Regions from separate parts of the Homo sapiens genome. Here region 2 is linked to region 1. A link is a loop called in an ENCODE intact Hi-C map of the cell type or tissue named here. Cell type or tissue: heart left ventricle. All regions are shown on one strand. Each heading gives the region's core, and the rest is flanking DNA. Links, peaks and the distances in the headings are about the cores only. Region 1 has its middle 370 kb from the start of ADAM29. Region 2 has its middle 410 kb from the start of GPM6A-DT.

The links. A loop is a pair of places that touch in the nucleus more often than their neighbours do. Peaks named below come from ENCODE experiments on the same cell type or tissue, not always from the same donor. Only the 100,000 strongest peaks of a DNase experiment are listed, where the experiment ranks them.
Region 2: a loop joins it to region 1, with 2.0 times the contacts of the local background. A loop is called at or near these places in 2 of 110 quality-filtered maps.

Annotation. Positions count from the first base shown.
Region 1 is chr4:175,281,237-175,289,582 of GRCh38, reverse strand. It overlaps the pseudogene LOC100129957. Among named protein-coding and RNA genes, the nearest start is that of ADAM29, 370 kb to the right of the region's middle. In heart left ventricle, for the core only: no CTCF peak of the experiment used is centred there; no DNase peak of the experiment used is centred there.
Region 2 is chr4:175,371,429-175,379,774 of GRCh38, reverse strand. No RefSeq gene overlaps it. Among named protein-coding and RNA genes, the nearest start is that of GPM6A-DT, 410 kb to the left of the region's middle. In heart left ventricle, for the core only: no CTCF peak of the experiment used is centred there; no DNase peak of the experiment used is centred there; H3K27ac peaks cover 338 bases.

The DNA of each region.
Region 1 (8,346 bases), core at 135-8,134:
ATGTAGAAGCTGCAGCAAATTATCCAGAAGATCTACCTAACATCATTGATGGCAGCTGCACCAAACAACAGATTTTCAATGTAGACAAAACAGCCTTATATTAGAAGAAAATGCCATCGAGGACTTTCATAGCCAGAGAGGAAAAGTCAATGCCTGGCTTCAAAGCTTCAAAGGACAGGCTGACTCTTTTGTTAGGGGCTAATGAACTGGTGACTTTAAGTTGAAGCTGATGCTCATTGACCATTCTGAAAATCCTAGGCTTTTAAGAATTAAGTAAAATCTACTCTGCCTGTGCTCTGTAAATGGAACAACAAAGCCTAGGTGACAGCACATCTGTTTACAGCATGATTTCCTAACTATTTTAATCCCACTGTTGAGACATTACCCGGACAAAAACATTTCTCTCAAAATGTTACTGCTCATTGACAATGCACCTGGTTACCTGAGAGCTCTGGGGGAGGTGCACAAGGAGATTAATACTGTTTTCATGCCTGATAACATCCATCTCCAGCCCATAGATCAAGGAGCAGTTTTGACTTTGTTCAAGTCTTGTTATGTAAGAAATACGTTTTGTAAGCCTATAGTGGCTATAGAGTGTGATTCCTCTGATGGACCTGGGTGAAGTAAATTGAAAACCTTCTGGAAAATATTCACCATTCTAGATGCCATTAAGAACATTTGTGACTCATAGGAGCAGGTCAAAATATCAACATTAGCAGGAATTTGAAAGAAGTTTATTCCGACCCTCATAGATGACTGTGAGGAGTTAAAGACTTCAGTGGAGGAAGTAACTGTGGATGTAATGGAAATAAAAACAGCGCAAGAATTAGAAATGGAGCCTGAACATGTGAGTGAATTGCTGCAATCTCATGATAAAACTTGAATGGATGAAGAGCTGTTTATTACAGATAAGCAAATAATATAATTTCTTAAGACAGAATCTACCCCTAGTGAAGATACTGTGAACATTGCTAAAATGATAACAAAGGATTTACAATATTACATAGACTTAGTTAATAAAGCAGTGGCAGGATGTGAGAAAATTAACTCCAATTTTGAAAGAAGTTCTACTTTGGGTAAAATGCTGCCAAACAGCATGCTATGTTACAAAGCACTATTTCATGAAAGGAAGAATCAGTGTGTAAACTTCACTGTCTTTTTTTAAGAAATTGCCACAGCCACCCCAACCTTCAGAACCACCACCCTGATTACTCAGCAGCCATCAACATGGAGGCATGACACTCCACTAACCAAAGGATTGTGACTTGAAGACTCAGATAATCGTTAGCATTTTTTAGCAATAAGGTATTTTTTCATAAAAGTGTATACATATTTTAGACATAAAAATTTGTATACATATTTTAGACATAACTTTTACATGCACTGGTCAACCAAAACTTTCACGTGATTCGCTTATTTCGATATTGGATTTATTGCAGTGGTCTGGAACTGGAACTTTTTTTTTGAGATGGAGTCTTGCTCTGTCACTCAGGCTGATGTGCAGTGGCACAATCTTGGCTCACTGCAACCTCCGCTTCCTGGGTTCGAGCGATTCTCCTGTCTCAGCCTCCCGAGTAGCTGGGACTACACACGTGTGCCACCACACCTGGCTAATTTTTGTATTTTTAGTAGAGACAGGGTTTCACCATGTTGGCCATGCTGGCCTCAAACTCCTGGCCTCAGGTGATCCACCTGCTTCGGTCTCACAAAGTGCTGGGATTACAGGCATGAGCCACTGTGCCCTGCCCTGCAACTGTTAATACCTCCCAGGTACTGGAACTGTTAATATCTCCCAGGTATGTCTGTCTCAAATATTGTAGACTTTTTCATAAGTACCTGACTAACTTTGACTTGTTATATTTCTTTTGTGTTCTCATAATCTCTCTGTGATTTTGAACTTGTTGCCTGTATTGTTGCTTCGATATATCTGTTCCCATCAAGACTGCCAATCTTGAGTGAGTTTTTCATGTAGTCATGTATCCTTGGAAGCTGAGACTCCATTGATACTTCTTGTTCTTCTGGCTTCTTCCTTTGTCTTTATTTTGCTGCACAGTTTCCATTTGTTCCTATTGCATATGTTTTATAGATGCTGCTTCTTTCTTATGTTGGCCTATCAGAATATTACATCTGTGAATAGCCCGAATATTTTTTCATCTTTTCTCTTTTTCTAATTTTTTCACCTTCTTGATCGTCTCTTTCTCCTTCAGAATCAGATGTTGAGATAATTCTTGCTGAGGTAATTTTGTCACTTATTATTCAACTTCTTTCTTCCTTTATTTGAGCTTTTTCTTGGCTTTTCTTCTTCCTTCTGCCCTCTTTATCCCTTAAGGTGCTTTTCTCTTGACCTTTTTTTTCTTATTTTTATCTTCCTCACTTGCCATGCTGCTCTCTGAAGGACAGACCATTCACTATTTCAGGTTTGCCTTTGATTTTGGAGCCTTGACTTATGTAGTTGCAGTTTTGCCTGTTTTTGATTCATTTTTAGATTAAGAGATGTTTTCACAACTCCTGCATCCTCATTTTCTACTTGTTTTCTGTCTTTCTATTCTGGAAGCTCTCAGAGTGGTTCTGTCAATTACTTTAGTCATATCCTTTTTGCTGCCTTTTTCTTCATGGTCAATATCTTCCTTTTAATCATTAGTTCCTTTCACTTCAACTTCAATATCAGATGATGTGCTTGATTGTTTAGTTGATGTCTATGGATTTGAAATTTTTAACTTTGGATTGTTATCTTTCTGCCTGAAGCCTTCATTAAAACCTGTCCATTTAATTGGTTTGCTATACTTTTCCTTTTCTGAGTAGGGAAATAAATTCCTTGGTCCTAAAAGAACAGTCTCATGAGTTGCACAAAAGAAAATGGGTAATTTATTTGTGCATGGCCTTGCAGCTCCATCAGGAACTTCATCTAAAGTTGACCCTTGATGATAACTTTCTTCTTCGTGAATATTAAGCCTCCAGTTTTGTAAGTGTGAGGCATATTCCAGCAACAGGTGTCCAACTCCAGGAAGAAGCTGTGGAGGTGTGGATATAGAGGGGATTGGGTGAAGTGGTTAGGTGTGAAGAGAGACAGCAAGCCAGTTTGTGAGCCTAGGCCTAAGGAGGGGGAGGATGATAATTTGTATGTTAAGTTGCTGACATCCTTGTCATCATTCTTATGATTTCACTATATTTGTAGATGGTGCATCCAATAATATGCCAGTTCCCAAATTTCCAAACTGCTGAAAAGTCCCTCTTTTTTCACCTCAGCCACCCACTTCAAGATCATAACCTAGATTTTATCAGTACCAATAATTGTATCATTTCCAAAATCTCAATTTCAAGCATCCCATTCCCTGTTTATAAGCTCTTAATTTCCTATCTCTGGTTCTCCTAGTTACCCAGCTCTAATAATTATTTGGACTTTGTCCTGCAGTGGGGTTTACCACCTTTGGATTGTCATTCCTCATGGTCTTCCTTACCTAGCTTAGGTTTCTTTCATCCATCCTTAACTCTCTTCTTCCTCTTTTCATTCATTGAACTCACTCAGTTCTTCACTTACATATGACTGCATTCTAGACTCTAAATGAGAAAAACAGAGAACCATGTTTACTGTTGTCATACAAAATTCAAGACAAAAACCCTCAGATGTGTCCTCAGTGTTACCATGCAATGCTCTTTCATTTCTCTCCCACCTCACTGGGTAATCCTACCTCTGCTTTTCACATCCTCAGCGAATGATATTGTTTTTCAATCACTGTGAAAATACAAGTGAATGGGAAAATAATTTCCATTCTTTTACCAATATGCCTACCACTTACTTTAATCCATAGCTCTTTGCTGCCTGCTCTTCTGTCACCTTAGATAAACTACCTATGCTGCACAGGCCACTTGGTTCCATCACATGTATTTTTTCCAAGGCTTCACTCTTGCAGTTGTCTCTTTCTCTCTTGCATGATCAATTTCCCCCTTCTTACTAGAACATTGACAGCAGCGTTTAGATAAGCCATATTTCTCATCTTAAAACCATTATTCTTGACCCCCGAATTTCCTTTGATATAAGTTCACTTCACAAATAAGTTGAAAGTTATGTATGTTCCTCTAAATTTCCATTTTCACAAATTCTTTGAATCTCAGTCAGTTCATTATACACACCATTCATCTGTTATCCCTCAAGTGTAGGTCATAAAAGACCTCCACTTTTTGATAGTTCACTTTAACAGGTGTGAGGGATATCTTATTGTGCTTTTAATTTGAATTTCCCTGATGAGTAGTGATATTGAGTGTTTTTCATATATCTGGACATTTCTATGTCTTCTTTGGAGAAAGAGAACAAACGTTGGTGAGGATGTGAAGAAAAGGGAACCCTGGTACATTCATGGTGAGAATGTAAATTAATGCAGTCATTATGGAAAACAGTATGGAGATTCATGTAAAAACTAAACATAGAACTACCGTATGATCTAATAATCCCACTTGTGAATGTATATCCATAGTAATTAAAATTACTACGCCAAAGAAAAAGTTGCTCCCATGTTCACTAAGGCATTATTCACAATGGGCAAGACATGGATCAATCTAAGTGCTCATCAATAGATGGATGGATAAAGAAAATATGGATGTAGGCGGGTCACTTGAGAGTAGAAGTTCAAGACCAGCCTGGCCAACATAGCAAGACCCCATCAAAAATTAGCTGGGCATAGTGGCACACACCTGTAATCCCAGCTACCACTTGGTTGGCTCAGGTATGAGAATCATTTAAACCTGGGAGGTGGAGATTGCACTGAGCTGAGATTGCGCCACTGCCCTCCAGCCTGGGCGACAGAGCCAGACTCTGTCTCACAGAAAAAGGAAGAAAAGAAAAGGAAAAAGAAAAGAAAATGTATCTACATAGAGTGGAATGCTATAGGGACTTAAAAAGGAAATTCTGTCATTTGTAACATTATAGATGCACCTGGAGGTAATGATGCTAAGTGAAATAAGTCAGGCACAGAAAGATAAATATTGCATAATCTCACTTATATGTGGAATCTAAAAAGTTGAACTCACAGAAGTAGAGAGTAGAGTGGTGATTACCAGAGGCTGGAAGCCTGGGGGTTGGCATGGGGAAAAGGGAAAAGTTGGCCAAAAGGTTACAAAGTTTAGCAGAGAAGAGCAATAAACTTTAGTACTCTATTCATAGCTTAATGACCATAGTTAATAATAATGTGTTGTATATTTTCAAATTTCTAAAAGAATAGACTTTAATCTCACCACAAAAAAATGATGTGAGGGGATGGATATGTTAATTAGCTTGATTTAATCATTCCAAAATGTAGACCTGCACCAAAATATTACATTGTACCCCATAAATATATATAATTATTATTTGTTTATTTTAAAATACAATACCTCCACATCACTGGGCCCAGCAGTAATTTCATGGTTCTCATCTTAATTATCAGCAGCATTTGACATAGTTAATTGTGTGCTTCTTCTTTTTAAAAATATTTTATTTTTTAATTGACAAATAATAATTGCACATATTCATGGAGTACCTAGTGATGTTTCAATACATCTAATATATAGTTATCAGATCAGAGAAATTAGCATATCTGTCACCTCAAACATTTATCATTTCCTTGTGTTGGGGACATTATTCTCCTTCTAGCTACCTGAATCTATATATTATTATTAATTATAGTCATCCTGCAGGGTTATAAAACCCTAGAACTTATTCCTTCTATCTAGCTGTAATTTAGTATCCTTTAGCAACTCTCTCCCCATCTCCCTATCCCCCCTAATCTTTCCAGTTTCCATTTTACTTTTTACTTCTATGAAATCAATTTTGTTTAGCTTCCATATATGAGTGAAAACATGCAGCGTTTAACTCTGTTCCTGGCTTATTTCACTGAGCATAATATCCTCCAGTTCCATCCATGTGGCCATGAATGGCAATATTTCATTCTTTTCTATAGATGAATAGTATTCCATTGTACTCTCCTTGAATCATCAGAATCTTTTAGCTGCTGGATACCACTCTCTTCTGCTTCCTTCCCCACCCATTTCACTAACCTTCATCCAATTCTTCTTAATTTTCTTAGCTCTAAATGTTAGAGTACACCAGGGCACAGTCCTTAACTCTTTTCTCTTATATTTATGCTTACTCTATAAGCAATCTCATCTAAACCATTGCATGTAAATATACTTAATGTGCTTCTCAGTTCCACAATTATGTCTTTGAATCCAGCTGAACTCTTGAATGATATATCTCACTACTTTTCCTTGGTAAATACATCACCATTCACTAAGCTGCGCATTTCAAAAATCAAATGTACCCCTAACTTCACCCTTTCTCTTGCTTCTATTAAATTCATGAGCAAATCACCTTTGCTGTATGTCAATTACATCCTGACTTACTGTTTTCTAAAAATCATTTCTATCATAACATTAGTCCAAATTTCCATTGCAACCTCTTTTAACTTATTGTTTACCACCCATACTTGCGATGGCATACCCATCGTTACAAAATGGACCTTTAAAAATGTATCTCTGATTTTTTCTGCTCAGAATTCTACAGTGACTTCCCTACATACCTAAAATAACATGTAAACTTTTTTACAAGTGTGAGACCCTGCAGAGTCCAGACTCTAGCTACCACTCTTTTTTTTTTTTTTTCTCACTGCAAGCTCCGCCTCCCGGGTTCACACCATTCTCCTGCCTCAGCCTCCAGAGCAGCTGGGACCACAGGCGCCCACCACCATGCCCGGCTAATTTTTTGTATTTTTAGTGGAGACGGGGTTTCACTGTGTTAGCCAGGATGGTCTCGATCTCCTGACCTCGTGATCCGCCTCCCAAAGTGATGGGATTACAGGCGTGAGCCACCACGCCCGGCCGACTCTAGCTACCACTCTTAATTCACATCCAATGTCTTTCTTTTTCACACACCGAACTCCAGTTATCCAGGCCTCTTAATGTTCCGTGAATACACATGGCATGCCTCAGAGTCTTTGTATTTACTGGGCTGTCTTCCCAGAACACAAGTGTATGAGGTTTGTATGGTTTATTTATTCACTTCCATCAGGTCTCTTATGAAGTAGCATCACATGATAGAGGATTGCTTGGATTATTCTGTCTCAAATGTCATCCTCAGTCATACTATATCTAATGCCTTATATAATTTTATTTTGAAATTTTTGCAACCTGATAGTGTATTTTATTCTTAGTTCATTTAATGCCTCTCTCTAAGTAGGGGCTTTATCTGTTTTATTGACTGCTATATATCTGTCAACTAGAGGGAGCTTGACACATATTAAACACTGAATAAATATTTGTGAGTAAAGGAATAAATCAACTAATAATTTCCAAAAACATATTACATATTAATCATTTCAAAACTAGCATGTTATACTAACTTTGCTATTTGTATTGATTTGGTCTCTGTATATGCTGGTGGTAGGAATGAAGAAATTTAACAAACTCTTATGTAGTACTTAATATGTACCAGCCACTGTTCCAAGCATTTTATACAAATATTAACTCTCAGTAACTAGCACTTTGCTCCAGGAATCTGTGCCACAGGTCAGGAACTACTTAAGCTTTGCCCCTCCTATCACTTAATCTTATGCCTCATTCATTCATTCATTAGTTGATGTTTCTCTCTCCCCATAATCTTTTTACCTGTTTGGTTTTATATGGACTGTTTGATTCCTAACGTTTTGGTTGTACAGACTTGACATCTGTACTACTTACTCAGCCTGTTCTTGGCCTTCTTGTCTAATCGCTCCTATGCATGCTAAATCAGTGTTGGAACTGTCTACCTGATTTGAACCTGGAACTTCTCAAAGCATGGTCTCATTTCTTGATAGTTTGATGACATCACACAGGTAAGACACTTTTTACCCTTACATGATTTAAACAAGTTGAGTGCTCAGTCTGTTTGTGCCCCCTCTATTAGGAAGGTATTTGCTTATAGGTGTCTTTGAGAAGCTTATTTATTTATCTACATGGGGAGACAAATTGAGTGGTTTATAAATGAGACATATATATGGGTGATATATGAGTGCTGTATTTTTATTACATAGTAGATACAAGGAATGAGAGTTCTATGAAATTAGTCACTATTAAAAATAATGCCCTAAAATGTCAATACTATTGGAAAAGCAATGTTCTAATACTGCTTGTTGGAAGTATAAGTTAGCCCAACACTTGGGAAAAGCAATTTGGCATTATGAGTTAAATGTCCTTAAATTATTCATACACTACCTGGTAATTTTAATGTTAGAATTATATCCAAGAAAAGTAGTCTAAGTACAAGCTGTAGGCACAAATATGTTAATAATTGAATTATTTATGACTTGAAAAACTGCAAACAACTTACATGTCCCAAAG
Region 2 (8,346 bases), core at 82-8,081, 90 kb before region 1:
GTGGCATGATCTTGGCTTACTGCAAACTTCACCTCCCAGGTTCAAGTAATTCTTGTGTCTCAGCCTCCCAGTTATCTGGGATTACAGGCATGCACCACCACAGCCAGATAATTTTTGTATGTTTAGTAGAGACAGGGCTTCAGCATTTTGGCCAGGCTGGTCCCAAACTCCCTACCTCAGGTGATCTGACTGTCTCGGCCTCCCAAAGTGCTGGGATTACAGGTGTAAGCATTTTTAACCCCACTGTCTTTCTCCTTTCCTTCAGGACTCATAACATCAATGTTGTATCATTTGTATAGTCCCATAGATCCCCGAGGCCATGGTTGCACTCTCTGTCTCTCTCTCTCTTAATTTCCATTTATTCTCTGTTGTTTAGGTTAGGAAATTTATATTGTTTCATTTATCAGGTTCAATGATGTTTTCTTCTGTCTCATCTTTTCTGTTGTTGAGCCAATAACGAAAGCTTTTTCATTTTCTATTTTTCCTTTCAGCTATATATTTTCCAGTTTTATAAATTTCATTTGGTTCTTTTTTGATTTTTCTATTTTTTTCTTTATGGTTTCAAGCACAATAGTAATTGTTAAATTATTTTAGTAATGGCCGCTTTAAAATTTTTGTCAGATACTTTTACACTCTGACATCTCAGGGTTGGCATCTTTCAATTATGTTTTTTCATTCAGTTTGAGTTCTTCTTGGTTCTTGGTATGACAAGTAACTTGCAATTTAAATGTGGACATTTTGTAGATTATGTTTTGAGTCTCTGGATTTTACTTAAATCTTTTTGAGCATGTATTCTCTGATGCCATTCTGGTTGGGGAAGACTGGTGTGCTGCCTTTTTATTACCAGATGTGGGCAGAAGTGTAGGCCCCCCATTTGGCCACAATTGACAGTTGAGGTGGGTTCAAACACTCACTGACAACTGCTTGAACACAGGAGTTCTGGCTTTCCGCTAGGCCTCCACTGTTACCTCCCTGGCTGTGATGCGTAGTGTCTTTTTGCTACACCCTCTGTCCACCATGGGAACTATCCACTAGATAGTAGTGGAGGTCCTGACTCTTCACTATGCCTCCCGTGGTACCACCGTAGAAGGAAAAGGGAGGGGCATCTTTGTACTGCTGGGTTGAAATCTGGGCTCTTCACATGGTCTCCACTAACACTGAGGTTGAAAGGGCGTCTCATTACCCTCCCAGCAGGGATGAAAATATCAGCTTTTCACTTGGCCTTATCTGATAACACCTTGATGGTAGCAGGGATGGGAAAGGGGAGTTGGGACTCTTTGTTACAACCCGGCTATGATGAAAGCCTAGACTACCCACTGAGGTTCAGCTGGCCATAATGTTTTCTGTGTTATTTGGCTGTAGTAGAGCAATCATTGTTTAAAAGTTTTCTGGCTTGCTAGGCTGACTGTCCCTTGTCAGTCAGTCTTTTTTTTTCCCCACCGTTCAGAATCTTCTTGTGGTTGTACTATGTACAGTGTTCAGGGTTTTTAATTGTACTTAGCAAGAAAAATTGAGACAAATATTTTGACTACATCTTCCCAGATGGGAAAAATCCACTAGTTTTAAGTACATAGAATGTAGCTGCTTAAAGATGTCTACATTTCTGTGATCAAGATCTTATCATTGTCACCAAAGGTTACAGTGAAGAGCCAATAAACAAACATGGGTGTTTAACAACATCAACAGTATTGATTGAGGATACACAATTCTTTGTTCACAGTAAGCCAAATCAATGCATCCTAGTCCTAGTTGTACTCCAAAATTAAGAACCTGAATTTTTTGAAATCTAAAGTATAAATATAATATTTTTTCTGTATTATTTTTGCATTCTATTATTCATTTAACCAAGGAAGTCTGTAAGGTAACATTGAATTCTGTGTGGTCGAATATGTACAAACCATAGATTGAAAACACAGTTCTATTACTATTCTCATGTCTTACAAGTGATGTTTAAGCATGATACCCTGGGACTCGCCAAAACAAATAAACTATAGTTGTATTATGCTTGTTTAAAATGCAGACTAAACATGAATAGCAAAGGCATAGTAAATAGGATAGGGACCTAGCTCTAAGATAGGGATCTGCAAGAGACTAATGAAGGAACTTGAAGAAACCTGTAAATGTGGGGTGAAAAACTTCCATTTTCAGATGATGACATTTATTTTTTGACTTCTTGTTGAGCTTGTTCCTGACATCACTCCACACGATACAGAGACCATTGGAATCAAATTATACTTTTTGGTAGTGTACCCATTTGAACTATTCAAAGTCACATTTAAAATGACAATTGATTAGGCTAACCCTGATTAAAAGGGCAAGACTAATCTATCAGCAACTAATGCTCAAAACTGAATGCCAGAAATTCATGCTGACCAAGCAATAAATGTCTCATAAATTGTCTAACACCCCCACAACAGTGTCCCCACGTACTTTTCTGGATGATCTACCTGAAGCATACTCCATGGCTCATAAAATGTTGTATAAGAACCCCAAAGTGTTAAAAAATGGAAGAAAGCAAACTATGGCTTAAAATCTGAACAGTGGTTTCTGGGCAGTGTATGCAGAAACTCAGAGCCGGGCATTTTGGTGCTTCACAAAGTAGGATTCTATGGAAAATGGACAGGTGCCACTGCTTGGCATTTGCTGGGGCAAGTATTAACTTTCTACAATATTTCTAGTAAAAAGATGTCTAGATAAAATGTAAAGAAAAGGTTAAAAATCTGACATGTTTTAGTTCCATTTCCTTTTTTAATAATTATACCTTTAATGTACTTTGAGAGAATGGTGTTTCTTTTCCTTTCCAAATTTATTCAAGACCTTCAATTTATATTTAAACCATAAGGTTAAAAAAGAAAAAGTAAAAGAAAAAGGTATGGTTAATTTCTTTCTTCGCCCTTGCAGTACCCTCCCACTTCCTTGCATTTAGTTTATTTTTTACTTACTCATTTTCCCAGCCCATAGCCTTGGGATCCCTCCCTCCTACCTGGAAGAGAAAAGAGAAGAAAGGGCTCTGGTAATTCCATTGGCTTTTTTTCTTTCCCTGTGGGAGACCTGATTGAAAGTACTCTTGACTTCAGTTTGTAAAACTGTTAAAAGAAAGGAAAAGAAAATAAAAGAAGAAAAATTCTCTCCTCTTGTAACACACACAAAAAAAGAGACAAAAAAAAATCAGTGGTGAGAGGGGTGCCCAACTCTTGTATAAAAGTCCTGCTTATGTTATCACATGATGAGCATGGTCTGTGAGTGATGGAATTCCATCGTGGCCCCAGTCTCCCTGCAGCTTCCCTTCAGTGACCACTCATCCTGCGCTGAAGGGAAGGCGTGTCAGCCAGAGAACTGTGTTCACTTGTGTTCTGAGTTTCTTGTTGGCAGACAATAATCTTTTTTTTTTTTTTTTTTTTTTTTTTTTTTTTGGAGACGGAGTCTTGCTCTGTCCCCAGGCTGGAGTGCAGTGCCGCGATCTCGGCTCACTGCAGCCTCCACCTCCCGGGTTCAAGCGATTCTCTTTGAACCCGAGTAGCTGGGACTACATGCGCCCGCCACCATCCCCGGCTAATTTTTGTATTCTTAGTAGAGACGGGGTTTTACCATGTTGGCCAGGATGGTCTCTATTCTTTGACCTTGTGATCCGCCCGCCTCATCCTCCCAAAGTGCTGGGATTACAGGCGTGAGCCACCGCGCCCGGTCGACAAGAATCTTTAGACTAAAACTTGGCACTTTTTCCTATAGCCATTTCTGATGACGTGCTAAGTCATTAGAGAGCAGGCTAGCACAGAACGTCTACTTGAAAGTGTCAAAGCTTATCTGTTCTCACCCTCCATCTGAATGTAGGAGCGTTCCTGGAGTCTGTTCCAACTGCTCAGCGCACCAGCCCCCATGTAACCCCCAGACAGGAAATGGTGGGAAGTGTTTTAACTGCCTTTTATTGTAGAAGTTTTTAAAAAATTGTTTTAGAATGTACAATCAGGTGTACTCTCAAGAATGTGTTAATGTATTTTCAAAGCAGGAAGGACAATCGCTGCCATGATAACTTTGTAATGGGCAATTTAGCTAGGCTGAGCTACAGTTACAAACTACCCAGTAAAACAGGAGTCTAGTTGCTGCTGTGAAGAGATTTTGCAGATTTCAGTGAAGTCCCTAAATTAATCTAAAGGGAGATCATCCAAGCAAGTGAGCCTTCTCAGGCAGCTTCAGGCCTTTCCTGATCTCATGGTCCTTGGGCTTCAGCCTGCTGTTTCCTTCTTTTCTGATCACCTTTGGCCTTAAAGCCTCAGCTGGGTCTTACAGGGTTCCGGCCTGCTTTTGATCTTTCCTTCCTGAGCACACACCTGACTGATTTTGGACACAAAAATCAATCGTGTAAAGCAAATTACTTGTAGTAGGTCCTTTAATATATACTACTTCTTGAGTCTGCTTCTTTAGTTGAACTCTGACTGAATTATAAAGAAGCATTTGTCGTTTATATGCTATGAGTAAACTGAAATCATGCATCTGAGCACTGTGGTATCATGGATTGTTTTCTGGCCTCTGAGAGCTTTCTTTCTTGACCATCTGAAGAACTAGATACTGTCAAGAAAGTAGTTGAAACAACTCTTGTATATTTTGATTTTAGTTCCCCCATAACGAGATTGTTTTTTCTGGGTCTCATGATTTATAAAACATTTTGCATCTTTGCATCTTTTGCATACAAATGTGAGAATTAATGGAGGTGAGAGGTGGCATACACATTGTGTTATTGTCCTGGCACACAGTCTCAATAATGAAAATCAATGTCAGCTTCCTTAGTTTTAGGAGTAGGAGAAACAGGTTTCTGGAGACTCCTAGAAGCATTTCTAGATCCATCTCTTCATTAGCAGAAAATTAACAGTTGACTTTCTTTCCCTCACACTCAAACAAATGTGTCACACTTGCAATAAATGACATTCTGTCAGAATTGTCCGTAGCTTCTTCCCCATGCTATCGAAACAAAACATCATTTGTTCCTGTGGTTTCTTTGAGACGATCTCATTGCTTTATATTTATTCCAACAGTAGCCTCTGCCTGCCTGTCACCCTCCTCACTATTCTCAGTATCAGTGACAATGAAGGCACCATCTTTCTGCAGCTAATGAGAGTACTGCTGTAGCCACTGGCATTGGGACCCTGGAGTTTGCCTTTGCTGGCCAGAGGTCTGGCTCTCTGAGAGTGTCTGGCTGTAGGTAGACCCTTCATTAAGCCTGGGCTGTCTGATTCTTACCAGAACCAGGAACCCAGAAACATATATTTCATTTCCACACCCTCAGAGAAGACTAGCAGCCTTAATGTGTCTAAATCAAAAAGCTGCATCCCACTGTGAATGGGCAGAGGTACTGAGTAGCCACTGCTGCCTTGTTTTGACGCTCCTGCGCCATGCCTGTGTGCTTGCAGCATGCTGGGTCCTTCCCCCCCCTCGCAGCCCTCCTTTCCCATCACTGGGGAAGAACAGGCATTTTGAAATGCTGCATTTTCTTTCTGGTCTCCTTAATAGAAACAATAAAAAAATAAAAAAAGAACAGATCGATATAAAGTAAGCCAACCTAAATTACTTTGCTATTAGAAAACTTAGAATTCTGCATTTTAGAAATCTTGCAAAATACTACCTAAAAACAAATATTGGAATAAATTTGGGCTCACAGACACTTTTCACTTGGTCAGCTACTAAGGCACATAACTGCTTCCTATTTGAAGTACATGGTTTATGCCTTGAAGGACTATAATATTTCAACCTCTGCAGCCAAGAGTGGAGGAGGTAATCAGGTTCAAAACTCGTTTGATTTGGGGGCATTCAAGTCATTCGTATGAATTGACTGAGACTTGGAGGCACAAAACAAGCGACTGGGTGACGAAGGAACTGATGAACAAAACAATAAACCAAAAATGAGTGTTGACAATAAATAAATGAATCCAGAGCCAGGATTGGAATGGCTTGTTGTTTGTAGGGAAAGCTGAAGCATACATCCATGTGGCATCATTTTTATTATCATTGGCCTCCATCTCTCTTCCTAGACAACTATATATGTCCACATAGATTAAAACAAAAGTGACACAAGATAGTTCACAGTTTCTGTATCACATAAGAAGAGCTGTGATTCTTTTCCTGAATGAACTCTGTGCTGTAAGTGAATTTTCAATAAGAGAAAAATGCCTTTGGGTAAATGAACAGGTAGAGAGCAAGAAAAACGCTTTGCATAAAACTTTAGAAATACCACTTCATCATTGTGTGACTATTTGCTTGTGGAAGTGCATTTTTATTTAAAAGCACAATGATTTATTCATATATATTCTTTTTAAAGTTTGCATACATGTTTTTGTCTGTGTCACTGAATTTCTCTAGGATTTGTCTTCTTTCAGGTTTATCTTGACCTACCTTAGTCTATTTTATTTGCTAGCATTTGGGAACCACTAGATTGTTTTACTTCACTTAAAATTTATCTGGTGTTTTATGTTAGTGTTGGCCAATGTGAAACAAATGCAGAGGAGAAAGGTTATGAGGGTGATTCATTCATTTATTTATTTGTTCAATACATATTTATATTGTATGCCAGGCACTGTGCTATGGGCTGGAGCAGTGGCAGTGATCATGGCAGATTGCAGGACTGTTATCTTTGAGTCTGAAATTCACTTGAAAGTTTAGAAAAGGATAGATCTAGTTAAAAATTTGGATTTATTCTCTTAGCTTAAAACAAATGATGATCAGCAGGGAACATTATCATCTTTACCACATAGGACAATTCTAAAAGGAGCACTTTAAATACATTATAGCACTAAATGTGCCCCTGTTTTGAATTGTAAGAGGAGATGTGAATTCTAAAATGTCATTAGCATTCAAAAAGCCTAAGAAGTAATATTATAAATGTTTGTTTTGTAGATAAATTACTAGGCAGGAAACATAAAAAATAAAAACATGTTTACTATCAATCACATGTATACTTTCATAATTTGGGTGTTGAGAAAAATTCTAATGTACTTTACGTTGGCTGTTATTAAAGTTTTGTAAATTTATTAGTATGGAGGATACATTAATCTCTGATACGACCAGTTTTTTTTTTTTAATAAGATCTGGCATTCTAATTCTATTAGAACTTAGCTTAAACAGGGTCCACAAAAAAATTTCTTCCTCCTGACAAACAAAACAAGTGATGGAGCGGACTGTACTCTTACCAATTCAGAGGAGACACAGATAATCAGCACATTTACAATCACCTGGTAGCAAGGCTGAAATTATCCATATTCCTATTAAGCTAAAATGTAATGAGACGTGGTAGATAACTTCACGGTCACACTCCCACAGTCACCACAGAGAAAATGATACCTCTTGCTAAAATAATGAGGAGAACAGAATAGACTCTTTTCCACAAGCTATATCTTTTTTTTAAAAAAATTTATTTGCTTTCACATACTGAGAAGAGACAGAGAATGACTTGCTTTGTTTCAGTTTGCTACTGCAGCTGCTTCCAAGCAATACAAATACACACTGCCTCTCTCCTACTCAAATCTCTTAGAGTTTCTGGAAAAATTCTAGGACATGTAAAATGGTTTTTATTCTGCCCTCTTCAATTTCTTCTGTCTTTCATGTCTGCACAGATGCAGTGGTTAACCAATCAAGCAAGCACATTAAAAAACAAAATAAAAGAAAACAAAACTAGTTGAATTCAAATGACACATTACTTTGAAAATAAGTTAACAAATGGATAAAAATTATATATTTGCTTTTTAAATTTAGTCTTTTGAGCAAATTTTTAATCATTTGTATGAAAAATAATTATATGTATTAGAACACAAATTGAGCATGAAGAGTGTCAGAAAACTCTAAGAAATACCTAAAAACAATGATTTTCTGGGAGCTAAGAAATTAAATATGTTTAGGAAAGCGGAGAAAGAAAAAAATGAAGGAATTCCATTGAATATTTTAAAAATGTATCTTTTCAGTATACTATATCTTGAAATATTTTTGACCTTTTCTCTCATTTTGAATTTGAAGATAAGAAGGCAGCGTGAAATTTGGAGCAGAACCATAGCAATGATATTGACATTTACTGTTACACTTCTTCAAAGTCAAGAGTGTTAGCCAGCTAAGGCTGAGATGCTTTTAATACCCATTCTGGAGATTTTCTGATTGTATCTTCCAATTTGCATGGGGCCTGTGTTATGGACTAAATGTTTGTGTCTCCCTAAAATTTGTATGTTAAAGCCCTAACACCTAATGTGACTGTATTTAAAGATAGGGTGTATGAGGAGACAACAGGATTAAATGAAGTCAGAAGGGTGGGGCCCTAATCTGATAGGACTGGTGTCCTTACAAGAGGAAGAGACACCAGAAATCTCTATA